2 separate regions of the Homo sapiens genome follow, and region 2 is linked to region 1. A link is an interaction called in ENCODE POLR2A ChIA-PET data of the cell type or tissue named here. Cell type or tissue: A673. All regions are shown on one strand.

Region 1 (5,000 bases):
TGCTAATAATAGCCTCCAGCTCCATCCATGTGTCTGCAAAGGACATGATCTCATTCCTTTTTATGGTTGCATAGTATTCCATGGTGTATATGTACCACATTATCTCTATCCAGTCTATCCTTGATGGGCATTTGGATTGATTCCATCTCTTTGCTATTGTGAATAGTGCTGCAGTGAACGTATGTGTGCATGTATCTTTGCAATAGGATGATTTATATTCCTCTGGGCATATACCCAGTAACAGGATTGCTGGGTCAAATGGTATTTCTGCCTTTAGATCTTTCAGGAATCACCACATTGTCTTTCACAATGGTTGAACTAGTTTACACTCCCACCAACAATGTAAAAGTGTTCCTTTTTCTCCACAACCTCATCAGCATCTGTTATTTCTGGACTTTTTAATAATCACCATTCTTACTGACATGAGATGTAATCTCATTGTGGTTTTGATTTGTATTTCTCTAATGATCAGTGATGTTGAGCTTTTTTTCATGTTTGTTGACTGAATAAATGTCTTCTTTTGAGAAGTGTCTGTTCATGTCCTTTGCCCATTGTTTAATAAGGTTGTTTATTTTTTTTCTTGTAAATTTGTTTAAGTTCCTGGTAGACTCTGAATATTAGACCTTTGTCAGATGGATAGATTGCAAAAATTTTCTCCCATTCTATAGATTGTCTGTTCACTCTGATGACAGTTTGGTATCTGACTTTGGTATTTGACTTGAGGTATTTTTATTTTTAGATTTTATTAATGGTAATACATTTGCACTATATAGAAAGTTCTACCCAGAAAAATCTTGTTTCTACCCCTTATTCTACCCCATCTGCCCTCTTTCGTAGTTTACCATTCTGTAGTAGTTTTTATCTTTCCAACATAGTGTTTGCCTGTTTCCGTAGCGTAAATATTCCTTACCATGTCAATTTCAAAATACCATGTGTATGCCAACTAGCCGGAACAAATCCTGAAAATTTAACAATCAGTCCTTACAAGCTGGTACAAACTTCCTCCAGAACACGTCTACCTGTCTTCCCATGCCCCCTTTACACAAGAATTAGTAAGCTGCACTGAGCCTTTGTTTTTGTTCTGTGTTTTTACTTAATAGCACGTGGTCAGATACTATGAACTGGTTGTCATATACATCATCAGAACACTTTCATTAATATCTCATATTATGTAGCATGATTTACCACTTTTTCCTAAGACTTGGGGAGAGAGTTTGAATTTGGAATCAGAAAGATTTGGATTCTAACCCCGAATCAGGCCTTATCTTGCCTTATCTTTCTGAACCTCGAGTTTTTCATCTATGAAATGGAGACCATAATATAAAATCTGTGATATAATCAAAGAAATAAAATGTTCAGATATAATATTAATTATAATATTAATAGTCAGCACATATAAGTGCCCTGTTTTTGCCAGATACTGTTCTTAGCATTTTACTCAGCATTTAATTCTCACTTCTAAATGTGACGTGTACTATTATTATTCCCATTTTACAGATGGAAAAAGTGAGTCACATAGAGGCTAGGAAACTTTTCTACGCCACACAGCAAGTAAGTGATGGAACAAACATTACACTTAGGACATCTACCTCTAGAAACCACTCTCTCTTTTAGAACTACCCTCTAAAACATGCTTAGTACATAGTGGTAACTCAACAGAGTCACTGTCCTCCACTACCTCTAGTTTCTTAGTTTCAGCTGCAACCTCCTCTTGGTGATTTGAGGCAAGAACTTCCACATTTGTGGGCCTCGTGGGCTCCTGTATTAGTCTGTTCTCACACTGCTAATAAAGACATACCTGAGACTGGGTAATTTATAAAGGAAAGAGGTTTAATTGACTCACAGTTCCACATGGCTGAGGAGACCTCACAATCGTGGTGGAAGACAAAGGAGGAGCAAAGTCATGTCTTACATAGCATCAGGCAAGAGAGCTTGTGCAGGAAAACTCCTCTTTATAAAACCATCAGATTTCATGAAATTTGTTTACTATTACAAGAATGGCATGGGAAACAACCACCCCCAGGATTCAATTACCTCCCACCAGGTCCCTCCCACAACACATGGGAATTATGGGAGCTACAATTCAAGATGAGATTTGGGTTGGGACAGAGCCAAACCATATCAGATCCTCTCACCAACTTCCTAGCTTTCTTTTTTTCTTGTCTCAGTCTCCAAAATCCTCCCCACCCACTCCAAGTTCACTGCCACATCCATCTGTGGAGAACATGACAAACGGAGAGGAAAGGCTAGACCAGCAGCACTACCCTGAACCTTCCCCAGAGACCCCCTGAACTGCCCTGCTCTGGTTATTCAGCTCAGCAGGGAACTTCCATGGGGTTTTCACACTAATAGCTTGGTGTCTTTGCTGGGCTAGTTATTAAATACTTTGAATATTTAAGAAGGCAGTTTCTGTTGTATATATCCCCATTACGTAAATGAGGAAGCTGGCTCAGAAAGATTAAATAACTTGCATGAATCCTGGTAGAATCAATGCTAGGATTCAAACTCAAATCAATGTTACTACCAAACTCTTACAACTTAGCAGTTTGAGAATGAAATGAAAACCATCATTTCCAAGAGTACTTGGGGCAGAGGCTGATTTTGATCAGTGTAGACTTGACTGTCCAGTTACAAATGGCTTTAGCCTCAACACTGTCCTAAATCAGAGTTATAATCTTAATCACTAGCATTTGGCTTGGTCTCAGAATCCTAGGACTGGCACTGAGATTTAATAATTTACCACACACTCAGCACTGATTTAACAGAGACTCTGCTGCCTTAGGAATGGATGAAATCAGCTGATGAGATCACGATTCATGCTAACATTCTTGCAGGGATTAAATAAGATAATTCATGAAGAGCTTGCTATGGTGCCTGGAATATAGTCAACACTCAGGAAATGCTATTTATTTTATTATTACTGCAGCAAAGATTACATGAGAGAAAATGATTGAGAACTTAGATCTGAGTTTTAAACTCAGGACTGATATAGACCTTAAGTAGTCCTGTATGTCTCTGAGTGTTCCCATCTTTAATTTCTGTAAGGAGTAAAAGAGATGATATACATAAAGCATCTAGCACACAGTAGGCACTCAATATAACATAGCACACTTGACTGTATTTGCCTAGCAGCAAAAAGTTAATAAAGAACTTTAACATGCATGCAAATGGCCAAACAGAGGGGTCCGGAGACTTGCATTCTAGTCCTGACTCTGACTTTAACTGAACAAAAGAGCCAAGTTATGGCTTGTGTTTCCTTTTCCTCCTCTGTAAAATGGATGATTTGGAGCCCATGCCTCCTTCCTTGTTCTGACAAGTTATTCTTTTTTTTTTTTTTTTTTTTTTTTTTTTTTGAGACGGAGTCTTGCTCTGTTGCCTAGGCTGGAGTGCAGTGGTGCAATCTCAGCTCACTGCAAGCTCTGCCTCCCAGGTTCACACCATTCTCCTGCCTCAGCCTTCAGAGTAGCTGGGACTACAGGTGCCCGCCACCACGCACAGGTAATTTTTTGTATTTTTAGTAGAGACGGTGTTTCACCGTGTCAGCCAGGATGGTCTCGATCTCCTGACCTCGTGATCTGCCCTCCTCAGCCTCCCAAAGTGCAGGGATTACAGGCGTGAGCCACCGTGCCCGGCCACCATTATTCTTTAGAACTTTCTGCCAATCTTCCCAACAATGCTGTGAGTCAACAGGGGTGTGTCCATCTTACAGATGTGGAACCAAGACTCAGAATGCTTGGACTCAGAATCATAGAATCTCAGGGTCATCATGATCCTTAGAGAATGTTAGTTCAGTGGTTCTCAACCTTCTGAGACCCTTTGTTCACACTCTCTCCTTCAATCCTACTCTCTCAGTGGGGAGTGGGGGAGAATGCTTGGCCTCTCTTTGTTGACTCTTGAGAGTGTGGCAGAAAAAGTCAGCTGCTATGGTAGCTGATGAGTTATAAAGCAGGCTCTGCGATCACATATAGATGCAGGAATGGTGAGAAACAGCATAGGATAGCAATAAGAATTCAGGAGCTTTTAGTTGATCCACTGTGTTCATGGCCACGCCAGCAGGAGGTACGAGTTCCCAGGTTCAGTAAAGCCATCTATCCATCACTGAGTCTCCCCGCAGATGATGTTATTCTCCACTGTCTGCGCAAACGTTTTCAGGTTCTATCTTCATTCTTCTTGTGATTTTAGGACTGTCAAATTTGCTTAATATCCTCTTTCTAATTCTGTTAACTGGATTCTATTTCACATACAGAAGATCTTTAAACATGCATGGCTACATATAAAGTCTCCTCAGTATATGTTTATATCAACTTAAAATAATCAAAAGGGTCAGAATCTAGTTTAAAGAGAGTTTATTCAAGCGCAATTGTTTAAGGATAGCCACCCAGGAAAGGCAAATTCCAAAAAATGGAAGTCGGTGTTTCAAAGGGTAGAAGTTTGAGATTGTTTATGTAGACAAAGTTTAACATCTTCCTATATAAGGCTTAATGTATAGTTACAATGATCTAATTAGTTTAAGTAGTCTTTTTTCTTTCAGGAAATGTATATGTAACATTTCACACTGAAGGTGTAGCAGTCATGGGGTCTTTTGCAGTGTCTAGTCGGAGTTAGGAATGGGACAATAAAGGAGGCAGTTAATCTATAACAAAGATCACTGACCGGAATGGGGAGGGCCTGGTCTCTGGTCTCCCCTAGTCAGTTACAGAATAAGAACAATGAAGAAGTGAGTTAATCTATCATCTAAGACACAGAATTGCAAAACTGCTCTGTGACTCAATCTCCAGGGCTTAATTCTTCCTTAGCATAATAAATTTAGAGGCCCCTGAAATCTTATTTTTGTCTACATTCCATACAAAAAGTTATCTCTAATTTTACACAAAAACTTCACCCATCTATTTTGGACATTTCACAAACACCCACCCATTTGGTGACTTGGCTGCAAGGACTCATGGGACTTGGAGGCAGTTGTACCTGCATCCTTGCTTTAGTGTGCTTTATGTGTTCTC
Region 2 (5,000 bases), 380 kb before region 1:
TCAGGCCATAAAAAATATATAGATAGAATTTTTAGACTCACTTCCAATAAGTTAAAATGCAACTTGTTCTGCTAAAGAGTTTGATCTTTTGCTTACCAACAGCACCAGGGGTAGACAAGATAGAATGTACTTTGCTTTCTATTTTTAAAACCTGGATTCACTGGGCTATTTGGTATTTGAAATTATTAAAGCTTTGTTAGCCATCTTGATAGGTTTACATGTTACAGCTGAGGCTTCTTATCTGTTAAACCAAGTGTATTAGACAATGTAAAAACATGTTAAGAATGGGCGGAGGTCTTAGGGAGTGCATTGCATAGAAAAAGTCTGAGAGTTGAGATCAGATGAACCAGACCTTATAATCCAGCCTTGCTACTTATTAACTTTTTTTTTTTTTTTTTGAGACAGAGTCTTGCTCTGTCGCCCAGGCTGGAGTGCAGTGGCGTGATCTCAGCTCACTGCAAGCTCTGCCTCCCGGGTTCACCCCATCCCATCCTCCTGCCTCAGCCTCCTGAGTAGCTGGGACTACAGGCGCATGCTGCCACGCCTGGCTAATTTTTTGTATTTTTGGTAGAGATGGGGTTTCTCCATGTTGGCCAGGCTGGTCTTGAACTCCTGACCTCAGGTGATCCACCCACCTCGGCCTCCCAAACTGCTGGGATTACAGGCAGGAGCCACCGCGCCCAGGCTTATTAGCTCATTTCTTTTGGGCAAACTATTTGACTTCTCTTGCACCATTTCCTAATTAATATCCCCATAAATTAGGACTAGTAGTACTTGAAAATTAAGGGGTTGAATGAGATAGTACACATAAACCAGCTAGTAGAGGACCTACCCATGGTAGGTATTTCATAAGTCCTATGCGATTAGTATTGCTTCTGGTCTTATTCCTGTCACTGTTGCTGTCATAGGATGTTGCTGCAAGAAACAGTAGATGTTGGGATAATAGGGAATCATGTATTTTGTAGTAGCCCATATGATAAATAGTATTAGCAACCATAACAAACATTTATGGAACACTTAACATGTGTCAGGTCTTTGTGCCTGCCGTAGGAAGGCAAGAGAGAAAAGTAAGCTTTGCCTATTGCCATCTGGGTTTCTTTGATAGAAAAAGCTGTTACTGAGAGAGCTAAAACACCCACCAGTGCTCAAAGGAAACAGGGGCGGCCATGGGATAGTCACAGAAAGAGCTGAGAGGAGATCTCGATGACATGCATTGCAGTTGTGATTGCAGTTACCAAAACGGCTCTTTAATAAGGAGGCTTAATGTATAAATTTGGGAGCAGGGGATCTGCTTACACTCTTGCATTCCACTTCTCCCCTGGAAAGCCCTCTAGAGCTTCAGGGACCACAGAACAAAGGCCACTGACCTTGTGCAGCCTCCACCTGCTAGCTTTAATACAGTGAAATTGAGACCCCACATCTCTAATCTGGGACTGGGCTGAAACATGCACTGCATGAGTCTAAGCTGTTGACTCTTAAAGAGCCAGAGTGAACTTTCCCCCAGTGGGCAGTAGATTCCGCTGCATCTGCTTATGGATGTTTACTCTTGACCTACCATTAGCAGAGACGTGACATGATGTAGTTTTCCCTCTTGTACCTTTTAACCACAGACCACAATCCATTTGCTCTGAATGTTTAATACAGTATCAAGCCTGAAATCAAATGAGTGCAGGTGGAAGAAAACATTAGGTGGGTTAGGTCAGGGAAAAGCAATGTTTTCAGGGCTTCTGCAAAATGTGCTAATGTTGTGAGGAAAATCAACAATAAGATCAGGGAAGTAGCACTCGAAACCAATGTCTTAAAAAGTCATGGACAAAAAAACAAAAACAAAACAAACGAAACAAGATGAGAGAAGACATGGGGATTGTTCTTGTAAATGCAGAGTCAATCAATTTGATTTCTTAACATTAAAACACTTTGTGCTTTAAGGATGTATCCCAGTTACCCCATCAAAAAGCAGAATTAGAAAAAAAAGTCTTAAGAGAAAAATAACAGACAAATCCTTAATATCTTTACCATAAAAAGGGATATGAGAGAGCCCCAAGTGTTCTTGTGAAATAAAGTTTAGAAGTTCCTTTTCCAGATGTGCAACTGCAGAAATGTAAATAAAGCTTTAGTAAAGGGAGGTCATTGGCCAAGGAATTTGAAATGAGGCACCCAGGGAAGTGGGAGGAGAAGTGAGGTATTTAGTTTTTACTTCTACAGCTGTTGCTTGGTGACTCACCATTGATAGATCCTTTTTTTTTTTTTTTTTTTTTTTTTTGGAGACAGGGTGTGTCTCTGTCTCCCAGGCTAGAGTGCAGTGGCTGGGCCTCAGGCCTTCACCTTCTAGGCTTACGCGATTCTCTCACCTTAGACTCCCAAGTAGCTGAGACTATAGGAGTGTGCCACCACGCCCAGCTAATTTTTTTTTTTTTTTTTTTTAGAGATGGGGTCTTGCTATGTTGCCCAGACTGGTCTCAAACTGCTGGGCTCAACCCGTCCTCCCATTTTAGGCTCCCAAACTGTTGGGATTACCAGTGTCAGCTACCACACTTGGCTGATTGATCTTAATAGGGAAAGCAAACTCCTTAGTTTTTAAAGAAATACAAATTTGCTGGGCGTGGCAGCTCACACCTGTAATCCCAGCACTTTGGGAGGCTGAGGCAGGTGGATTACCTGAGGTCAGGAGTTCGAGGCTGGCCAACATGGTGAAACCCTGTCTCTACTAAACATACAAAAAATTAGCTGGGCGTGGTGGCACATGTCTGTAATCCCAGCTACTTGGGAGGCTGAGGCAGGAGAATAGCTTGAACCTGGGAGGTGGAGGTTGCAGTGAGCCAAGGTCGTGCCATTGCACCCCAGCCTGGGGAACAGAGCGAGACTCTGTCTCAGAAAACAAAAACAAAAAAAAGAAATACAAATTTATAAAATAGCATTTTTTTTAAAATGGCACCCTGTTTTTATGCTGTTTGATAATGCCATTAATAATGTATAGGTTTAAAATATCTCATATTTTAGAACTTGGTGATGAACTATGTATACACTTGCATTCAATATTTAACATTTAAGAATCTGTTGAAGTGGTTCATTCATTCATTCACTCATTCACTCATTTACAACTGTTTGTTGTCAGACCTGGCTCTAGTCTTTGGAGACTGAACAGTGAAGAAAACGACATGCTTCTTCCCCTTAAGAAGCATACACAGAGAAAATGCCTTCTTAGGAAATAATCCAGTATGCGGAAAACGCTAACTTTCCAAAGACATGTATTATAACGTTATTTTTAACACTAAAATTGAAAATAATCTTACTGTTTAAAAACTAAGGAAATGATTACTTATAATAAATTCACTGGATATAGACATTGAACAAGGTGTTTGTAAGAAAAGTGTTTATGCTGTATTAAGTAAACACCACAGAGTACAGATTTGTATATACTGAATGATTGCAATTAGGCTGACAATAAGGAAAGGAAAAAGTACAAAAAAAATGGCTGCGTGGTAAGACTGTCTTTTTTCTGTTGGCAATATTGCTCTTTGCAATATTTTCTTTTTGTTTAAGTAAAATAATAACAGTGTCCTCTTTCATAAACTTACTTTGTGTTAGGCTTTATGAGCTTAATATACATTTACTCATTTAATCCTCACAGTAGCCCTATATCACAAGTCAGGAAAATGGGGCAATGAGGGTTGTAGAATTGGATTCAAACCCAGAAATACCAGTTCCAGAACCTGACCTCTTAACTACTACGCAAATCGCTCCTTTAGAGAGAAAAATTGTTCCAGGTTTAAAAATGTGAATCCAAACGCTGGTCTCCAGAGCTCAAGCTCTTATGCCTTGTTGGTAAGATAGAGATCTTAACAATATCCACTACTCAAAGGCTGCTATGGAATGAAGCACATATGATGATGCTTGTGAAAGTGTTTTGTAAATTTTAAATTTCCATTCAAAGATCACTCATGGGGTGTATTCAAAATATCTGAGTGCCTTAATAAATGTGTATATTAAATAATTTAAAGCACATTTTTGTTGAAGTATTCACAGGTAAATTAGCTAGTTTATATATTTTAAATAACTGTTTAGAGCATGGATTTTTTTTTTAATTTACAGAAAATGTACTGAATAAGGTTTATTTTGTAAATTAGTTTCTTCTGCTAGGTTGACTTCCTTTTGCTCTTTCTCCGTTTCTCTCTCTGACATTCTCAGTCCCACCATTGTATGATTTTTCTTGACTTTCTCCTTTCATTGAACAAGCCTCTTCAAGGTCAGGAAACCACTGTAATTTGCACTTCGGAGGTATTTAGCAGCCAAAGGTTTAAATTCCCAGCCAGCAATTGGGAGTCCGGGCTTGGGTTGCTTTATTATGCTTTATATCTGTTGACTCTGAGTAAAAAATAATGTGTGGAGTAGAATTACAAAGGTGACTCTTAAAAGCATGTTTAAGGATGATAACTTTAAAATGTGCTCACCAAAGCCATGAAAATAGATGAGTTCCCCAAGAGGTACCCAGCAATACACCTTTATAGACTTCTAGAATGAATGTATAAATTCCATGAGGGTCTTGATGGCCTCTTGAAGAAACTGGGGAGGATCTTTGTGTTCTAAGAGTTTACGGTGTGTTAGGTTGCATCATATGCATTTGACATTTAATTTGAAAGTGGTCTGTTTAAAATGTCATCTGTTTTTCATTTGTAGGGGCCTACTTGAAAATGGTAGGTTGGACCCTATGACCTCCTGGTTTCCTCCCAACTCTAAAGTATTGTAGTTGTTCAGTTCCAAGGTAAATGTAAAATTTATTTTCCAGCACAACAACTGATATTTGTGTACGGCTTATAGTTTACAAAACATTTTGCACATACTGCATCCTATCTCAAAGAAGGAGAAAAGGGGGAAGAAGCCCTTGATAAATCTAGATTAGAAAAAAATGCACAACGTGTCTGCTATTTTTCTATGTGTTGGTTGCCTTCGAGATGAAAAGTAATGTTCTCATTTGAAGGCAACTGTGAGAATTAGAATCT

The links. ChIA-PET counts read pairs that join two places held together with the same protein. Peaks named below come from ENCODE experiments on the same cell type or tissue, not always from the same donor. Only the 100,000 strongest peaks of a DNase experiment are listed, where the experiment ranks them.
Region 2: POLR2A ChIA-PET joins it to region 1 with 5 read pairs; 1 of 35 experiments calls an interaction of 5 or more read pairs at or near these places.

What each region holds. Positions count from the first base shown.
Region 1 is chr4:16,464,560-16,469,559 of GRCh38, reverse strand. The region is part of intron 2 of LOC105374505 (a long non-coding RNA gene); the gene reads right to left. Among named protein-coding and RNA genes, the nearest start is that of TAPT1-AS1, 240 kb to the right of the region's middle. In A673, no CTCF peak of the experiment used is centred here; DNase peaks (open chromatin) are centred at 2,279 and 2,789; H3K27ac peaks cover 1,830 bases.
Region 2 is chr4:16,841,512-16,846,511 of GRCh38, reverse strand. All of the region lies in intron 1 of LDB2 (LIM domain binding 2), which reads left to right. Among named protein-coding and RNA genes, the nearest start is that of LDB2, 55 kb to the left of the region's middle. In A673, no CTCF peak of the experiment used is centred here; a DNase peak (open chromatin) is centred at 2,181; H3K27ac peaks cover 1,574 bases.